Regions from separate parts of the Homo sapiens genome. Here region 2 is linked to region 1. Evidence: read pairs that join two places in POLR2A ChIA-PET (ENCODE). Cell type or tissue: PC-3. All regions are shown on one strand. Each heading gives the region's core, and the rest is flanking DNA. Links, peaks and the distances in the headings are about the cores only.

The links. ChIA-PET counts read pairs that join two places held together with the same protein. Peaks named below come from ENCODE experiments on the same cell type or tissue, not always from the same donor. Only the 100,000 strongest peaks of a DNase experiment are listed, where the experiment ranks them.
Region 2: POLR2A ChIA-PET joins it to region 1 with 10 read pairs; 3 of 35 experiments call an interaction of 5 or more read pairs at or near these places.

Annotation. Positions count from the first base shown.
Region 1 is chr10:74,878,720-74,888,980 of GRCh38, reverse strand. The region is part of intron 3 of KAT6B (lysine acetyltransferase 6B); the gene reads right to left. Among named protein-coding and RNA genes, the nearest start is that of KAT6B, 57 kb to the right of the region's middle. In PC-3, for the core only: no CTCF peak of the experiment used is centred there; DNase peaks (open chromatin) are centred at 5,930 and 8,710; H3K27ac peaks cover 917 bases.
Region 2 is chr10:74,768,616-74,778,876 of GRCh38, reverse strand. No RefSeq gene overlaps it. Among named protein-coding and RNA genes, the nearest start is that of KAT6B, 53 kb to the left of the region's middle. In PC-3, for the core only: a CTCF peak has its summit at 7,611; no DNase peak of the experiment used is centred there.

The DNA of each region.
Region 1 (10,261 bases), core at 1,367-9,366:
AAATCTGAAAAGCATGTTTTAGAATTTACAAATACATATAAATTTTGAGGTTTACAAATATAAATGTAATAATTTTATATTTTTTCTCACTAAAAACGTATCTGAGAGAGCCTCCCACATCAGCTGCATAAAGATCTATACCACACTCTTACACACTTTTTAGGTATCGCATTCTATATGCTGGCTGTACCACTGTACATTTAATCATTCCAATATTTCACCATTCCAGTGCTGGAATGAGCATGTGTTCAGGTGTATTTCACTAGACACAAAATTACCAAATTAAAAGTATGTGATTTTATTTTCAAAGATACAGCCAAACTACCTTCTCCAAAAAGGTCTGAACAATTTATATGCTCAGAATATGAAAGTACACCCATTTTTTCTCATTGCCGCCAAAGAATATTATTCTCTTTAATTTCTGCCAATCTGATGGGATAAAATCATATCTAGTTGCTTTAATGTGTAATTCACTAATTATTAATGAAGTTAAGCATCTCTTTGTATTTATTGGCCATTTGTTCCCTTTCTGTCAATGCCTTTTTATATCTTTTGCCCATTTATTCTAGTGTTTTCTTATTAATATGCAGAAGCTTCTTTATATACTCTGTATTTATCCTTTGTGTATTGCACATGGTCTATTTTCTCCTAGTCTGTTATTTGTTTTTTAATTATATTTGTGATTTTGTCTTTGGTGATACAGACATTACAATCTTTTAATGGTCAAATTTATTCATCACTTCCCAGCTATACCCAAGATTACTTACATGTACGTAATACTTTCTTCTAACAAGAAACCCATTCTTTGCAAACTCCACTGGGTTCTGGCCTGGCAGTGCTTGAAGGGATATGAGATACACTCCTACAACCCACACATTGGAGAATTTCCATACAGCTATCCTGACCCCACCTCTGAAAGAGGCAGGTGTCAGTCAGTGCTCTGCCAGCCTGTGGGCACTATTTCAGGAAGGACCAGCCAGTTCTCTTTTTTTTTCCAGACAGGATCTCACTCTGTCAACCAGGCTGGGCTGCAGTGGCACAATCATAGCTTACTGCAGTCTCAATCTCCCCAAAGTGCCTCAGCCCAAAGCACTGGAATTATAGGCGCATGCCCCACACCAAACTACCTTTTTTTTTTTTGAGGTGGGGTCTTGCTATGTTGCCCAGGCTGGTCTCAAACTCCTAGGCTCAAGCAATCCTCCTGGCTTAGCCTCCCAAAGTCTTGAGATTATGGGCAGGAGCCACTGCACTTGGCACTAGTTTCCTTTCTTAACATCAAAGCCAGAAGCCTAACCCATTCCAGGCTAAATGTGCCAGCCTGGTCAGCCTGACATCATGGCTCAAAACCAGAGACCAGGCTGGGCATGGTGGCTCACACTTGTAATCTCAGCACTTTGGGAGGCTGAGGCAGGTGGATCACCTGAGGTCAGGAGTTCAGGACCAGCCTGGCCAACATGGTAAAACCCCATCTCTACTAAAAATACAAAAATTAGCTGGGCATGGTGGCATGTGCCTGTAATCTCAGCTACTCAGGAGGCTGAGGCAGAATTGCTTGAACCCAGGAGGCAGAGGTTGCAGTGAGCCAAGATTGCGCCACTACACTCCAGCCTGAGCAACAGAGCAAGACTCCATCTCAAAAACAAAAAACAGAGACGAAAGCCCTGCCACACAGAGAGGCAAGCATCCCACTATCCATGGCTCAGTCCCTGGGCCAGGAGTGTCTGGACACCCTATGGAAAGACTGTCACCCCACCCCTCTCTCCTGTAGTCTCAGATGTAACATACTGCCTGCAGAACTGCATCCCTGACCTGGTAGAAACCAACCCCAGGGCATTGGGTAACTCTGATGACTAGATCCTGGTCTGACATGCCCAAATGCCAAGGTGTAGTCCCTGCGAGACAGTCCCCTGTCCCCAGAGAGACGGTGGAGAAAGGCTGGCTCTTCTCCCTTCACACCTGCACTATGAGATCAGGTCTTTGATTCCTCTGCATTCTGCTCCCCACTGCTGACATGGTCTCCCTTACAAGATATGCCATAACCTACTGCCCAGCCTGTCCAAACCTCACGTATCAGGCCCTCAGGACTCACCCAACTACCAGAAAGAGGGCCCAGGACAGTTAGGTTCCGAGTTCCCTGACTCCAAGCAGGGTGAAGTGAGCTCTGGTTCCTGGGTCAGTGTAATACACTGGGTTATGGATGGGTCAGAGGTTGGTGGGAACACATACCTTCCCTCTCTGCGATACATGAATTATTTAGTCAAGAACATAGCACTTAATGGGCAGGTAAGGTGGAAGTACAGAGTAGGAGCAGATGCAGCCTATGTTTCTGTGGCTTGTCCTTTGCCCCTGGGTTTCCACCTAAGAGCATCAGCCAACTATAACACCAAGCTCAGGTGGGGTCCTCCCAGATGTGGGGCACGGGGGAGCGGAGAGGAAGCTGAATCTTTGCTGTGGCTTTTAAATACTCTGGCTTATCTACTCATCACTATACTTACGTTTAAAGGAATATTTATATACATTAGATACTCCTGGTTGGTGAGTCAAACTCGGCATTTTCAAGAATTCCTCCTCACCTGGGATGCAGGTGGGGGTGAAGAAGGCTCTGTGTCCAGGTGTCCCTGCCTCCAGCTTCCCAATCTTTGGAAAGTCCATCTCCCAGAACTGTGATGGCCTGAGAGGCCTGCTCCAACACACATGAAACTCAGCAGAACATCGCAGGGCATACCTGGGAAAATTCCAATCCCACCTCAACCTTCTCTCAGACAAAATTAATCTTGCCTGTCAGAGCCAAATGTAACCTAATGTTCCCCTGATGTAAACAGCTCCCCCTTCTCCTGTTACAGCCCCAACCATCGTGCTTGCACAAACTGAAATCCTACTGTTTACAGCCTGATGATAACCCAGTTGGCATTCTGTGCTCTAAGCTACTCCCTTAGAAAGAGCTTCCCCTGGCCGGGCGCAGTGGCTCACACCTGTAATCCCAGGACATTGGGAGGCCAAGGTGGGAGGATCACAAGGTCAAGAGATCAAGACCATCCTGGCCAACATGGTGAAACCCTGTCTCCACTAAAAATACAAAAAATTAGCTGGATGTGGTGGCGTGCACCTGTAGTCCCAGCTACTCGGGAGGCTGAGGCAGTAGAATCGCTTGAACCTGGGAGGCAGAGGTTGCAGTGAGCTGAGATCGTGCCACTGCACTCCAGCCTGGTGACAGAGCAAGACTCCATCTCAAAAAAAAAAAAAAAAGAACTTCTCCTTGACCTTTCAAGGCCTCCCCAGCAGGACTCAAAATAGGCAGCCTCACCTAAGTCCCACTCACCTCTGAGTCCTCCACAATATTTACTACACTTCTTTATCCTAGATAACATTTTCTAAATATTTGTTCAATTAATTATATTGGAATTATTTCTGGAATTAATTTTTGCCTTCCCAAAGTTCATATCTAGCATATTTAAGTTTGATAAACTTGCATCTTTATTAAAGAAATCTCTCATTGGCCTAATAGCAATATTATCCAATATCAACTTCAGATTTAACCAGCCTCAACTGGTTAAGAGCTTCAGATGGCATTATACTAAATGGAGAGTTTCCTCAGATTCTAAATCTGTGCTGTCCAACACAATAACCACTAATCACATGCGACTATATAAATTTACATTTTCTCCTTTGGGAGGCTGAGGCCTGGAGTCCAGACCAGCTTGGGCAACATAGAGAGACCCCATATCTACAAAATTTTTTTTTTTTAATTAGCCAGGTATGGTGGTACATGCCTGTAATCCCAGCTACTCAGAAGGCTAAGGCAGGAGAATCACTTGAGCCCAGGAGGTCGAGGCTGCAGTGAACTATGATTGCACCACTGCACTCCGGCCTGGGTAACAGAGCAAGACCTTGTCTCTAAATAAATAAATAAATTAATTAATTAATTAATTTACATTTTCAAGAAAATTAAAATTTTAGTTTCTCAGTCTCAGCCACATTTTAAGTGCTCAATAGCCACATGTGGCTGGTGGTTACCAGACCATATTGGATGGTGCAGATAGAGAAAATTTCCATCATCAAAGAAGGTTCTTTAGGATAGCGCTGCTCCAAATGCATTAAAAATCTTGAAAACTGGCTGGGCACTGTAGCTCACGCCTGTAATCCCAGCATTTTGGGAGGCTGAAGATGGCAGATCATTTGAGGTCAGGAATTCGAGACCAGCCTGACCAACATGGTGAAACCTGTCTCTACTAAAAATACAAAAAATCAGCCGGGCATGGTGGCCCGCACCTGTAATCCCAGCTACCTGGGAGGCTGAGGCAGAAGAATCACTTGAAACCAGGAAGCAGGTGTTGCAGTGAGCCCAGATCACGCCACTGCACTCCAGCCTGGGCAACAGAGTGAAACTCCGTCTCCAAAAAAAAAATCTTGAAAACCCAAAGAATCCTTAGCTTACAGCTAGTATCAGATCTTCAAGGTACCATAATTAAATTTAAAAACACACTGCTCCTTTAATTAAAACAACATAAGGAAACACTCTCACTGATAAAGTAGGGCTTTTATAATAATAGATTTGTCTCATCACAATGAAAAATTTAAACACAGCCTAAGTCTCATCTATCTTCGGTTGCCAAAGCTAATAGCCTATGCAGAGGGCAATGCATTCTTAGAGTTGCATGAATCCTTTCTCCTGACAGATAAAATTTCTGGTTAATAGTCACTAAGGAAAGTAATTTTAACATAACCCTTTATGTCCTGGGCTTGACTAGAGCATACAAACAACACCTAGAAAATTTTCAACCCAGGGATTTCAAAAGCTATGCATACAAAACCAAAAACACCTAAGTCTTCTATGAGTTCAGAATTTGATGCTAGGTGGAAGGTGTCTATGAATATGTGAAGTGAGTATATATGTTGGAATAAAGGAACTGTCTAAGTAGGCTGTGTCTTTTTCTCTCCCATCTCCATGAAATGCCAGTGTCTCTTAGCAGATAAAATACAAACCATAAGGGAGTTAGAGAAAAGAAGTCTTCTATTCCTTTTATAGACTCCTAGGAGCACTGAGACTCATTCAACAGCACATAAGTATGAGTCCTGGAAAGCACAGCTTCAGCACCTCAATAGAAAAGTTTTTCCCCTCACAGTGAAGCAATGAGAGGGCTAAGAAGCACATACTTTTTAAAAATCAAAACAGAATTGGATGAGGATGGGCAGAAGGGTAGGCCTGGGGGCAGAGGACCAGGTCATCCAACAGTCTCCAGGTATAAAGTCTCAATTCTATACATTCATAATGTGTATTTGTGATGTTCCCTCTGGGCTGGCCACCACACTGTATAATCATAAAGTGAGCTTTAATTACCCAAGACCATTCACTAGCTCTTATGAAATGTGTTCTACCTGAAGGACTGCTCAAGAGGGTCACAAATGGCTCATAATTTTTTTCTGCTGGATCTTAAAGCCTACAACTTCCTACTAAAGGAAAGGTCAAAGGAAATACATCTGTAAAATACTGCCAGAGGGGAACAGGAGAAGTAGGGGGCAGCCAACAACTGGGACCTCGGTGATGCCAACCTTAACTGTCATTTCACCCTTTCCCCTTCAAACCATCCCATGGTCCTAAAACCTTTATAATCCTTTTATACTTGACACTATTGTCCCAGAAGAGCTGTTTGTCATCCTGAAATCAAACTGTATCTTCTCCTCTGGGAGCATGTACATTCTGTAATAAGACAGGTAATCCTCAGACAGCGGCAAGCAGAACCGTACTAGGCTCTGATACTGACCTTGACTTTACTGAAAAACGTTAAGTGGTAAAAATTTCATCAAGGTAAGGGAAGAACAAAGGAAGAAACTGTTTCCATGTTTTCCCTTCCATTTTACATGTGCATTATTTCAATCCCATAGCCAATTGTTTGTCATCTCTTTATAAACTTTCGGGAACTCAATAGAAAACAGTACATGAGTCACTCTCTCAAGAGCATACAAATGATGAGGAATACATTCCCATATATATATACTATTATTCACTGAAATTTTTACTTAGCTGTTTTTGATGAAGAAAGCCATATGGTCATGAAAAATACACTATAGGCAAGTTACTGATTCTGACAAAGCTTTCTTAAAATTCAGAAGAAACTATGTGAACCAAACAAACACGAACACATCAACCCTCAGAAAAGATGTTTAAAGAGCAATGCAAAATGTTTTAACTGGACTTTATCAGGCTTCTTAAATACTATAGAATTTCCTTACTGACACATTAGGGAAGAAATTAACTTTTAAAGACAATTGTTTAAGGTAAGCAATCTCACAAAATGTTTATCTAACAGAATCCAGCCATGCTGGCTACAGCATCTCTATTGACATACCTTTAAAAACCACAAATTATTAGGAAATAGGTCTGGAAAAACGTGGCCCATGTAGAAAAAGTCTTTAACAAAGAAAGGTTTATTTCCAAATTACATTAGTATTCACAAGGTGAAACAACTTATTATAGATGCACAGCATTAGTCTCATACACAATAATACCTTTACTAATAAGAGAATATGTCCAAATGTCACATTTCTTTTTTACAAAGTTTAATTACCAGAGGTGAGAACTGATAGGCACAGGAATGAGTTCCAGGGTATCAGATAAGAGGATGGCTGCAGAACGAAATTACTGTAAAATACTAACTAAAAGTCAAACATGCAAGAAAATATAAAATATGCATCAGACAGTTTTAGGATGAGGTTAAGGAAAAGAGTCAGTGAGCCAGATTAATACTAATAGCAAGAGGAAGAATAAGAGGAATCTCTGGTTGAGCAGGGAAGGGGAGACAGCAGGGAAAATCTTGAAGAAGGGGCAGAGCTTTCAGCTCTTAAGTGAAGTTAAAGTGGAAGATGGAGACTCCAGCAGCCCCAGCAGACACATCCACCTCAGGTGGAGGCGCAGCGGGAAGAGCAGGTTCCTTTTGACTGTATTCCCCCATCCCATGGCACCCACCAAGGGTGCTTTCTAGGTCAACCTCGGAAGGAAGCCTCTGGTGTCTAAAACTCCATCCCCAGCCAAGTGTGGTGGTTCACGCTGGTAATCCCAACACTTTGGGAGGCTGAGGCAGGAGGATCGCTTTGAGGCCAGGAGTTTGAGAAGAGCCTAGGCAACATAGCGAGACCCCAGCTCTATAAAATAATTTTAAAAATTAGCCAGGCACAGTGACATGAGACTGTAGTCCCAGTTACTTGGAAAACTGACACAGGAGGATCACTGGAGTCCAGGAGTTCAAAGTTACAGTGAACTACGATTACACCACTGCACTCCAGCCTGGGCAACACAGCGAAACCCCATCTCAATCAATCAATCTCCACCGCCATCTGTGTGCTGGTTAATGGCATCCTTGCAACACAGGGTTTAACACGAAAATTCTGCATGAGACAACATGCAATTGTTTTCAGTATAATCACTCAAAAAGTATCAATGAATGGTTTTAGATTCCTGTGTTTCAACAGAGGGTGGAGCACAGAAGGCATGGGGTGTTTGGAGATAGCCAGAAGCCAAAGGCAGGAGGCAAAGGGCAGTGAAATCACCACTACTGAGTGATGTACAGGGTACAGGCCAGCACCTTACTTTATACAGATTACCTCAGTGAAGCCTCACAACAACCTTATGGACGAGGTGAAAGGAGCCAACTGGGGACAACTCTGATCCTTATAACCCCCAAATCTTAGAAAAACGAGGCTGTCCAGTGAGAGTCCAACTATAAAACCAACAGGGCATGTTAGAGACACAGCCTCCTTAAGGAGGCTTAAAGATGGTTGGGCACAGTGGCTCACACCTATAATCCCAGCACTTTGGGAGGCCGAGGCAGGCGGATCCCCTGAGGTCAGGAGATGGAGACCAGCCTGACCAATATGGTGAAACCCCATCTCTACTAAAATGACAAAAATTAGCTGCACCTGTAGTCCCAGCTACTCCAGAGGCTGAGGTAGGATAATGGCTTGAACCTGGGAGGTGGAGGTTGCAGTGAGCCAAGACTGCACCACTGCACTCCAGCATGGAAGACAGAGTGAGAGTCCGTCTCAAAAAAAAAAAGAGAGAGTAAGATAAGGCCAGGAACAGTGGCTCACGCCTGTAATCCCAACACTTTGGGAGGCCAAGGCAGGAGGATTGCTTGAGCCCAGGAGTTCGAGACCAGCCTGGCCAACATGGTGAAACCCCGTCTCTACTAAAAATACAACAATTAGCTGGGCATGGTGGCGTGCGCCTGTAATCCCAGTTACTTGGGAGGCTGAGGCAGGAGAATTGCTTGAGCCTGGGAGGTGGAGGTTGCAGTGAGCCGAGATTGCGCCACTGCACTTCAGCCCAGGCGACAGACCAAAACTCCATCTCAAAAAAAAACATCAGTAAGACACACCTGAAGACCAGCAATTCCACTGCTAGGTATACAGCCAAGAGAAGTAAAAACGTGTCCACACAAAAATATGTACACAAATGTTCATAGTACTACTACTCATAATAGCCAGAAAGTAGAACCATCAATGTCTAATGAATGAATGAAATAAAATGTGGTATATCCATACAAAGAACTATTATTTGGCAGTTATAAAGAATGAAGTACTGATACATACTACAGCTTAAAAGAACTTGAAAAATTATGCTCAGTGAAAGAAGCCAGTGATTTTTAAAAAAGGCCACATACCATAGGATTCCATTTATATGACATGTCTAAAATACGCAAAGTTATAGAGACAGAAAATAGATGAGTGGTTGCCACAGTCTAAAGGAAGCAGGAAATGGGCAGTGATGCTAATGGGTATAGGATTTCATTTTGGGGTAAGAAAAATGTTCTGGAATTAGACAGTGGTGAATGACTTTGTGAACATACTAAAAACCACTGAATTACACACTTTAAAAAAGTAAATTTTACGATAACGCAAATTATGTCTCTTTTTTTTTAATCTACCTTTATTTTTATTATTATTTTTTGAGATGGAGTCTCACTCTGTCGCCCAGGCTAGAGTGCAATGGCACTCACAATGGATCTCAGCTATAGGTGCCTGTCACCATGTCCAGCTAATTTTTGTATTTTTAGTAGAGACGGGGTTTCACCGTGTTGGCCAGGCTGGTCTCAAACTCCTGACCTCAGGTGATCTGCCAGCTTTGGCCTCCCAAAGTGCTGGGATTACAGGTGTGAGCCACCATGCCTGGCCAGATCTACCTTTAGACAATAACGTATCTAAACACTGTCCATTAGAAGGGGAGACTAGTCAGCACCAGAAGCTTAGAAAGGAAGGAAAAAACAAAAACGACACTGTCTGGGGAGAAGCTTCAGTAACAGGGGGACTAAGAACCCTGAGCTCAGATTCATTGAAAGGCTTCTCAGAATGGCATTAGCACTACAGAATTAATCCCAGGCTGCTGGCAAAGTGAACAGAGTCCCCTGAATTTGGGTAATATAGTAGCCCTAAGATCTCTTGTCAGTCAAAATCTCACGAGCACCAAGCAAATCCCATGGAGCTCTTCTTCCAGTATCCTCCCCTGATCCAATATCATTTATTTCTCATTGTAAATTATTAAGCTGCCTTTCAGGCCTTTTTAAGCCCAGTCAAGGCAGCTCCTATGTCAAGAAATGACCTGCTTCCATATTTTTGGACAACAGAGGATATGGGGAAAGACTAGGATGGCCAACCATCCTGGTTTTCCTAGGGCTTTCCAGGCTATAGCACTCAAAGTCCTACAACCCAGAAAACCACTTGGTCCCAGGCGACCCAGGATGCTTGATCACCCCAGAAAAGACCCTGAACTTGGTAACAATACTAAGATAATGCTGCCCTAACAAAGCAGATAATGTGTAGAGTGACTGATGCAAACCGATTCCCACCATCTTCTCCTTTGCCTTCTAACCAAAGAGACTGGGAAGCTACTTTCTTGACATCCCAGACTACCTGCCACTAGTGATGGTTGTACGGCTCAGCTCAAGCCAATGAAATATAAGCAGAAGCCTTGGGGAGTCCCTCATTTCCTGAATAAAAAGGAAGACGTTTCCGCTGTTACCCTTGGCACTTTCCCTCTTTCCCCTGTGGGAATAGAGAGATGGTGCCTAGATATGAAGCAGCTATTTTGTGAGAATGAGATGAGCAAGTGAGCACAAGGAAGGCTTCTATGCTAAAGATGGTGAAGCAGAAAGACCCTGAGCCACACAGTTTGGCCAGACACCACTCACCATAACCCAAACATGCACCCTGGTTCATACCTCTGATCCCTGTAGCTTGTTACTTCTCTACATAAAATGTCTTCCCTACT
Region 2 (10,261 bases), core at 1,159-9,158, 110 kb after region 1:
GCCCTTCCTTGACTTCAGGGTCAGCAGCTTAACTCTTTCTCTCTTTGGGCACGAGCACAAGCCGTGCTGTGCCATGCCAAGCTGTGCCCTGGCTCCCCTCTGTCTGCAAGACAGACAGCTCTGGTTCTTTCTCTCTCTCTCTCTGGGTGCCAGCGTGCCTGCATGAGAGCCATGTCAAGTCGTGCCCAAGAGTGCCTGTACAGTGTTAACAGGGCAGTTACACCTTTCACAGACAATAGTGGCTCCAAGGCAAGTATGAACTTACACAAACAGGTTATATAACAAGCGGAGTATGCGCCTGCACCCTAAACTTGCTGAGTTACTTTGGCCCAGATGTCCGCCTCAGCCTATTGTTGACCAAAGCACATCCATGTACCTTACAGTAGTTCCACTCTGGATCTTGATCTGGAACTGCTATACCTCCTGCCTGATATATATTATGGTTTGGGTTGTGAGCCAATACCTCATCTCCATGGGTCCTAGCTGTCCCCAGAATGTGTTGATTGTCTTTCACTGTACAACACAGAGACAACACAACAAGAAGATCCTGCCAAGTTAAACTATAGGTCAGAGTTAACTTCTTAAACTCATCTATGAATTTTCCTGGATCTTCAGAGAAATGACCAAACTTCTCTTTACATAGAACCAAATCAGACATAGAAAAGGGGACATGTACTCTCACAGTGCATTCTTCCCCATTTGCCACCTCTCTAAGTGGACAAAGATTTCCCTTTGGAGGTTGATGGGAGGCTCCGCTATGAGTAGTCCTCACTGGGCTAAGTTCCTCAGGGAGTGGTGGGTATAGAATGGGACTAGACTTGTAAGGAGGAGAGGACGAAGGGTTCTCAATAGAACTTTCAGGTGGACTGAAGGGAGAAAGGACTGACACATCTGAACCTTCACAGCTGATGGAAGGAAGTTCTGCTCCACCCAAAACTCCCCGCTGAACCCGGGGGTTTTGCATTAAAGGATCATCTAGTATGACTACCTCTTTTTCTTCTTTTCCTTTCATCAAACATGCACATGCCTGCTGCAGGGTTTTATCCTGACTGAGCTGCAAAAATGCTTGAACATATGGTATTTCATACCATTTTCCCTCCCGTTTACAAAAAAAAATAAGTTGAAGTATAGTATTAAAGGCCATAGTTCCAGTAGGAGGCCATTTCTCTTGTTTTTCCAAATAATACTGAGGCTAAACAGTATTACACAGAAACACCAGTTTTCACTGGGCGTGGTGCCTCACACCTGTAATCCCAACACTTTGGGAGGCCGAGGAGGGTGGACCACCTGAGGTCAGGAGTTCGAGACCAGCCTAACCAACACGGTGAAACCCTGTCTCTACTAAAAATACGAAAATTAGCTGGGCGTGGTGGTGTATGCCTATAATCCCAGCTATTCAGGAGGCTGAGGCAGGAGAATTGCTTGAACCCAGGAGGTGGAGTTTGCGGTGAGCTGAGATTGCACCATTGTACTCCAGCATGGGCAACAAGAACAAAACTCCGTCTCAAAAAAAAAAAAAAAAAAAAACCGACCAGTTTTCTCTTCTTAAGCCCATTCAGTTTAAACTGGTCCCAATGTTCAATAATGCATCCTAGTGGTGCGTTCTTTGGAATCAATGCCATGGTTCCCATGAAGGAGGCAGGTGATGTTGAAAGAAAAGTTCCAAGCCTGCGAGAGTGTATTGCCACTGGCAGAGTTCCACTAAAAAGAGAGGTTATTAAGGCCAGCTGCATTAATGAGGGGATCCCTGCCGAAAATTGAATTCTCTTATTCACATTTTCCAGATAACATAAGTGAGCCGAGCCATGAATCTTAGATAAACCACAACATGGACTTCGACAAAAATGTCAAATAAGGAAAGGGAAATGAAGAGGATTTAGATGGGAATGACCAGAGCAAACAGGTCTGGGCAATAGCAGCAGTGTGGATTGGACAAGCAAAGCCAGTTTGCCCAAATCCAAGAAAGGAAAGAAGATTTTTTAGTGTGAAACGAAACAGCAAGGATAAAATTCCCCTGATTTTCATCGTAGTGCTTCTCGATCACAAGCAGACGGATGGAAATTGGGAGGCGCTTAGGAAAAGAGTAAGTTAAAATTCCTAAAACTAGTTAAATAAAGTCTGCTGAAAATGACAGTGAAACAGACACAGCAATTAAGAAATTGATTTATGCAGCAAAGAAGACAAGGCAGATTAATACAAAGAGCATAGCCTGCGGTGCCAAACACATTTTTAGCCAAGAGGGACTTTACTGAGAGGGACCTCTAACCCCCAAATCATAGAAGGGACTCTAACCCTCCTAAGTCAGGCCTCTAACCTGAGGTTGGTCAAGCATCCTTGCCTTTTATTAAGAAGGGTTTCTAACCCACTCTGTCTTAGGAGAGACTCTAACTCCCCTAAGTTGGGCCTCTAACCCAATCCCATTCTTTACCCAGGTACCCCACCACTTACCCAAAGTTACCCAATCAGTGCTGCAGTCTATTTCTTTGGATTGGAGGGTTTCTTCAGTATCGTCCCTTCAGGTTCACCAGAAAGATGTTACAGAACCCCAACACTTACCCAAAGGTAGCCATTGGGTCAGGGTTTCTGCACTATAGTCCCTTGTGTGGTCGCCAGAAATATGTTACAGGAAAGGGGTCCCAATCCAGACCCCAAGAGAGGGTTATTGGATCTCATACAAGAAAGAATTCAGGGCAAGCCCGCCGTACAAAGCAAAAGCAAGTTTATTAAGAAAGTGAAGTGGTGAAAGAACAGCTACTCCATAGCTATAGTGACTTCAGGACATTCCTGAAAGTAAGAGGAGGAATGCACCCACCCTAGGTACAATGCTGGTATATACGGGGAGATGTACTCTGCTACAAGGGTTTGTGATAAAGGATTAATTTTCTTTTTTCTTTTTTGAGATGGAGTCTCACTCTGTCACCCAGGCCCTAGTGCAGTGACGGGATCTCGGCTCACTGCAACCTCTGCCTCCTGGGTTCAAGTGGTTCTCTTGCCTCAGCTTCCTGAGTAGCTGAGATTACAGGCATATGTCACCATGCCCAGCTAATTTTTTTGTATTTTTAGTAGAGACGGGGTTTCTCCATGTTGGTCAGACTGGTCTCAAACTCCTGACCTTGTGACCTACCCGCCTCGGCCTCCCAAAGTGCTGGGATTACAGGCATGAGCCACTGTGCCCAGCTAATTTTCTTAATTACTGTATTTTGCAAGAATCAGTATTATTATCTTTAAAACTTTTGTCATCCACGGACAATTGTTGTTTTGGTCCTTTTTAGATGGTGGTTTTATAAAACCACCAGCTATGAAACTCAAACAGGTGCTCTTGAATGAAGGTTTCTGATAACTTTGAAGATTGTGACATCAGAATAGAGGAAAAACTGTAGGACTCATGGAGAGCTGAAATATTCATGAATATCAAGCAGAATAGGAATTAACTGTATGGACTGAAGTAATAGAAAACTGAAGTAATTTTTTGACTTTTTGCTTAAAATGTTGCTAATCCTTAATTTTTTCAGAGTCAAGAAAACTCCTTTGGAGCTATTGATGGCTTTTTAGCAATTTAGTATACTCCTATAAACAAAATTTGGAGCATATTTTTTTCTCTCTACCTGATTTCTACAGAATTTTGAAACTATTTGTGAGTATTCTTAACTTACAGCAATGCAGTTATTTGCATAAGTGCCATAAGAATCTGTTTTCATTTGTAACAGGACACAATTGAAGAAACTGGTTGTTTTACCAAAGCTTTGACTGGAATGGTGTGCTTGCCTTTAAGGAACCAAACTTGACTTATGGAGCCAATAAAAGCCCCTTGAGAAAACTGGTCTCATGTCTTGTCTCCACAGTCGCTGTACAGGGTTCCTGACCTGTGCGAAGTAAAGAATGTCACTTTCTGACAGGCCCAGGAGACCCAAGTTTGTCTTGGAACCTCTAGAGGAGAGGAATTCACCCAACTCATAGGTATTTGATGGTACAAATCCATTGCTGGGCTTGGCTTTTAAAATCTTATCTAAGATTCTTTCTATGGAACAAAGTTCCATCAAAGCCCATTTAAAAGCCTACATAAAAGAAAATAATTATTCTTGTTGCACTGTATACCAATAATCAGGCCAAGTACAATAAAGCAAATTAGTCCTACCATGATTTATCTTTAGTAAAAATGAGAAACTGGAGAAAGAAAAATTATGTTTCAAAAACTATAGTATACCTGTTGTTAGATTCTGGTCTTGCCTAATGTTTTTCAATTTTTATTATTTTCTACAGTTTGGACTGAATTCTAATTTTTTTTTCTTGGCTACAAGTCTGCAAAATAATGCTTTCAATTTTTTTTTCCTTCTTTTTTCCCATTTTTCCTAATTTGGAGTCACCAGAAACTAAGCTGTGCTTTTGTAAAGCCCTGTGAACTGAAGCTGGATAACTTAAACTTTAGAAGAAAATAACAGCAACCGATTTTATATATATACATAAGCCACTTTCGTACCTGCCTACTGATGTATGGGCTTCAGAGTAATGTGGCCTATATTGATTTTCCAGGATTGTTCTTTTGTTTTTTGTTGTTTTTCTCTCTTCCTCTCCCTATTTTCTCTTCATAGGACATGAGACTTCACAACCTGCTAAAAAATGAGCTTTCTTAACCCATTTAACTTGGGACCTACCCATCTAGGAATAAACCATCCTAGCCATGAGAAATCAGACAAAACCTGAGACTAGAGACTCATTTTCTTCTAAAATGCTTTCTCCAGAAGATTTTTGAAAAGAAAAGGGGGGGAAATGTGAAAGAAAAATAAATCTTGGGGCTTCTAAATCACTAAGCTAAAGGGAAAAGTCAAGCTGGGAACTGCTTAGGGCCAACCTGCCTCCCATTTTATTCAAAGTCACCCTTCTGCTCACTGAGATAAATGCATATCTGATTGCCCCCCTTGAAGAAGCTAATCAGAAACTCAAAAGAATGCAACCATTTGTCTCTTATGTACCTATGACCTGGAAGCCCCCTCTCTCACCTTTGCTGTGAGTTGTCCTGCCTTTCCAGACTGAACCAATGTTCATTTTACATATGTTGATTGATGTCTCATGTCTCCCTAAAATGTATAAAACCAAACTGTGCTCTAACCACCTTGGGCACATGTCATCAGAACCTCCTGAGGCTGTGTTACGGGTGCGTGTCCTCAATCTTGGCAAAATAAACTTTCTAAATTAATAGACCTGTCTCAGATTTCTGGGGTTCACAAGACAAAATATATATGTATTTCACAGCATCACAGTGATGGATATGTTAATTTTTTTGACTGTAGTAGCCATTTCACTATGTATATGTATATCAAAATGTAACTGCCCAGTGAGTTCTTCCCGCCTGCTGCACAGACAAAATCAATGCACTGAGACCATGGCATTGCAGTAAAGAAAGAGTTTATTGAGGCAAGGCCAGCCACACTACACTACTCAAGGCAATCTCTTCAAAAATTTGAAGGCTAGGGTTTTTCAAGGATAGCGGGTAGGGGGCTACGGAGTAGGGGCATGCTGATTGGTTGGGGATGCAGTCATATGGGTGTGGAAAATGTTCATTCTGTGCTGACCCTGCTTCTAAGTGGTAGCCACCAAAGTGGCCACTTGCCCTGGTCAGGCAGTCCGGTGGGACCATCTGGTCATCAGAAATGCAAAAGACATCTCAAAAGATTCTACAATACCAATGTTAATTACAAGAGTCATTGGGGAAGTTCTAAATCTTATGATCTTTGGAACAATAAAAAATCATTTGGCCGAGTGCAGTGGATCACGCCTGTAATCCCAGCACTTTGCAAGGCTGAGGGACGTGGATCACTTGAGGTCAGGAGTTCGAGACCAGCTTGGCCAACATGGCAAAACCCTGTTTCTATTAAAAATATGAAAATTAGCCAGGTGTGGTGGTGGACCTGTAATCCCAGCTACTCAGGAGGCTGAGGCAGGAAAATCGCTTGAACTCAGGAGGCAGAGGTTGCAATGAGCTGAGATTGTGCCACTGCACTCCAGCCTGGGCAACAGAGCAAGACTCTGTCTCAAAAAAAACAAAATAAAATCATTTGGCCTGGCTCAATGTCTCACACCTGTAATGTCAGCACTTTGGGAAGCTGCGGGGGTGGGCAGATGGTTTATCTCAGGTGTTCAAGACCAGCTTGGGCAACATAGCAAGACCCCATCTCTACAAAAAGTACAAAGGTTAGCCAGGTGTGGTGGTATGTGTCTGTAGTCCCTCTTCTCAGAAGGCTGTGGTGGGAGAATTGCTTGAGCCTGGGGAGCTCAAGGCCGCAGTGAGCCATGATTAAGCCACTGCACTCCAGCCTGGGCAGCAGAGTGAGATCCTGACTAAAAAAAAAAAAACAAAAAATTGGCCAGGCTTGATGACTCACGCCTGTAATCCCAGCACTTTCGGAGGCTGAGGCAGGTGGATCACGAGGTCAGGAGTTCAATACCAGCCCGGCCAGCATAGTGAAACCCCATCTCTACTAAAAATACAAAAATTAGCCCAGTGTGGGGGCGGGTGCCTGTAGTCTCAGCTACTTGGGAGGCTGAGGCAGGAGAATCGCTTGAACCCAGGAGGCGGAGGTTGCAGTGAGCTGAGATCATGCCACTGCACTCCAGCCTGGGCGACACAGCAAGATTCTGTCTCAAAAAAAAAAATTATTTATACCTACATCTTAGCAGAATTCACGCCCCTCTCACCCTCCTAACCTGGTGGCCTTTCACTAGTTTTATGAAGGCAGCTTAGTTTTTGGGAAGGGTTATTAATTATCATTTAAACTAGAAACTAAATTTCAAGGCCTGGCAAGGTGGCTCATGCCTGTAATCCCAACACATTTGGTTGGCAGGCCGAGGCGGGTGGATCACATGAGGCTAGGAGTTTGAGACCAGCCTCGGCAACATGGTGAAATCCCATCTCTATAAAACAGACAAAAATTAACTGAATGTGATGATGGTTCATGCCTGTAATCCCAGTTACTCAGGAGGCTGAAGTGGGAAGACGGCTTGAGCCCCAGAGGCAGAGGCTGCAGTGAGCCATAATCAAACCACTGCAATCCAGCCTGGGCAACTGAGCCAGACCCAGTCTCAAAAAACAAAACAAAACAAAACAAAACAAAAAATGGCCAGGCATGGTGGCTCATGCCTGTAATCCAAAGCATGGGGCAGGTGGATCACTTCAGCCTTGAGAGGCTGGGGCAGGTGGATCACTTGAGCTCGGGTGTTCAAGACCAACCTGGCCAACAAAGTCAGGTCTCTACTGAAAATACAAAAATTAGCCAGGACTGGTGGCATGCACCTGTGGTCCCAGCTACTCAGCAGGCTGAGGTGGGAAGATCGCCTGGGCCTGGGGAGATCGAGGCCGCAGTGAGCCATTATCACACCACTGCATTTTAGCCTGAGTGACAGAGTGAGAACCCCCTTCACACACACACACAAAAAAACGAAAAAAAAAAAAAAAAAAAGGCTAGGTGCAGTGGCCTATGCTTGTAATCCCAGCGTTTTTTGATTGCTTGTGTCCAGGAGTTCAAGACCATCCTGGGCAACATCACTCCAAAAAAGAAAATTAGCTGGGTGTAGTGGAGCATGACTGTAGTTCCAGCTACTCAGGAAGCCGAGGCGAGAGGATCTCTTGAGCCTGCCAGTAGAGGCTTCAGTGAGCCATAATTGCACTAATGCACTCTGCCTAGGCAACAGAGAAAGACCCTGTCTCATTAAAATATATATATATATATATAGTTTTAAAAAATGACTGGACGCAGTGATTCATGCCTATAATCCCAACACTTTGGGATGATCGCTTGATCTCAGGAGTTCAGGACCAGCCTGGGTAAAACAGCGAGGCCCTGTCTTGAAACTGCCTTTGCAAAAGAATTATAACTGAGGAAGTTATGACAGTTGAAAGAGATCTGACCTAACCAACTCCACCTTGTTTCTAGCCTCACGGGTTGGCTATCTGCTCATTCCTGGGCATGGGCCAAACTCACTTTGGGAGAAATTTAGTTTATAGTTTAAATAATAGCCTTTCCCTAAAACTAAACTGTTCTTGTAAAACTAATGAAAGGCCACCAAGTAAGGATGAGAGGGACTTGAATTCTAAATAATACTAGCCATTATTCCAGAGATCATAAGATTTGCAACTTCTCCAATTACTCTTGAAGATAACATGGTAGAAGCTAGGATTGGCCTTTTAAAATGTCTCTTCAGGTTTTTGCATTTCTGACAGCCTGATGGTCCCACCTGGACCTGCCAATCAGTCCTGTGACCCCACCCAGGAACTGACTCAGCATAAGAGGACAGCTTTGACTCCCTGTGATTTCATCTCTGAGCCAACCAATCAGTGCTCCCAACTCACTGGTCCCCTACCCACCAAATTATTAAAAATTCTAATCCCTGAATTCTCAGGGACACTTATTTGAATAATAATAAAACTCCAATCTTTCATGTAGCTGGCTCTGCATGAATTAAACTCTTTCTCTATTGCAATTAACCTGTCTTGATAAATTGGCTCTGTCTAGGCAGTGGGCAAGGAGAACTCCATGGACAGTTATAGTCTCTACAAAAAAATTTTTTAAAATTAGCCAGGTATGGTGGCATGTGGCTATAGTCCCAGCTACTCAGGAGGCTAAGGCAGGAGGATAACTTGGGCCCAGGAGTTCTAGACTACAACAAGAGCTATGATGATGCTACTGTACTCTAGCCTAGGAAACAGAGCAAGACTCTGTCTCTAAAGAAGTTTTTTAAATTAAATTTAATTTAAAAAATTAAAAATTTTATTTAGGCTGGGCATGGTGGCTTACGCCTGTAATCCCAGCAATTTGGGAGGCTGAGGTGGGCGGATCATCTGAGGTCGGGAGTTCGAGACCAGCCTGACCAACATGGAGAAACCCCGTCTTTACTAAAAATACCAAAAAAAAAATTAGCCAGGTGTGGTGGTGCATGCCTGTAATCCCATCTACTTGGGAGGCTGAGGCAGGAGAATCGCTTGAACCCAGTAGGAGGAGGTTGCGGTGAGCCGAGATTGTGCCATTGCACTCCAGCCTGGGCAACAGGAGTGAAACTCTGTCTAAAAAAAAAAAATTATTTAAAGAAACTTGCTGTTTTACTTAAATGTAATCAAAAGGGAAATTTTTATTATTTATTTATTTATTTACTTTTTTTGAGATGGAATTTCACTCTTGTTGCCCAGGCTGGAGGGCAATGGCTCCATCTCAGCTCACTGCAACATCTGCCTCCCAGTTACAAGCAATTCTTCTGCTTCAGCCTCCCGAGTAGCTGGGATTACAGGCATGTGCCACTATGCCCGGCTAATCTTGTATTTTTAGTAGAGACAAGGTTTCCCCATGTTGGTCAAGCTGGTCTCCAACTCCCGACCTCAGGTGATCTGCCCACCTCAACCTCCCAAAATGCTGGGATTACAGGTGTGAGCCACCGTGCCCAGCCCAAAAGGGAAATTTTATATCAATATTATAAATAGAAAAACCACTGTCACTTGCCTTTATTGATTGAACTAAGCATATTAATATTCGAAATAAAAAATATTGTTTTGTGAATCCTTTAGTATGATCTTGGGAACCATCTTTTGGGAAACATTACTTCTCATTCAGCACTTTCTTCACCTAATACACTGGCCATTTGCTTGGCATACAAGAATTTCTGATTCTCCCTGTCCTTCCCCTTCTCAAGGGCTGAGATGCTGTGTCCTATGGAAAGTGAAATTCCTTCAGTTCTATTAAAGGAAACTAAATATGGCCTGAGAAGGACTCCATACTTCTATATGTAAGTCCTTGTGGATGAACTGCAACCTAATTTAATAGGTAGACAAGATTGAAAACCTAACTTAGGAGTATGCCCCTGTAACAATCGCTGAATCTTGTCCAGTCCCAGTGGCCATACTTTAACCAGTCATACACTGATGAGTGCTCAAACTGTGATCAAATGAGGCAAACGCTGAGCTGTAATCAATCCAGCTGTTTCTGCACCTCATTTCCAATTTCTGCCCGTCACTTTACTTTTTTTATCTATAAATTTGTTCTGACCATGAGGCACCCCTGGAGTCACTCTGAATCTGCTGTGATTCTGGGGGCTGCCCAATACACCAATCGTTCATTGCTCAGTTAAACTCCTTTAATTCTGCTGAAGTTTTTTTTCTTTTAACAGTCCTGGTTAATGTGAATTTATCTTGGGTCAGCTCAGAAGGCTCCAGCAGAGCCCCTGGGTGCCCAGGTGTGCCCTGGGCTGCTCTTGGGGTGGGGCCTGTGGTTGTTCTCAT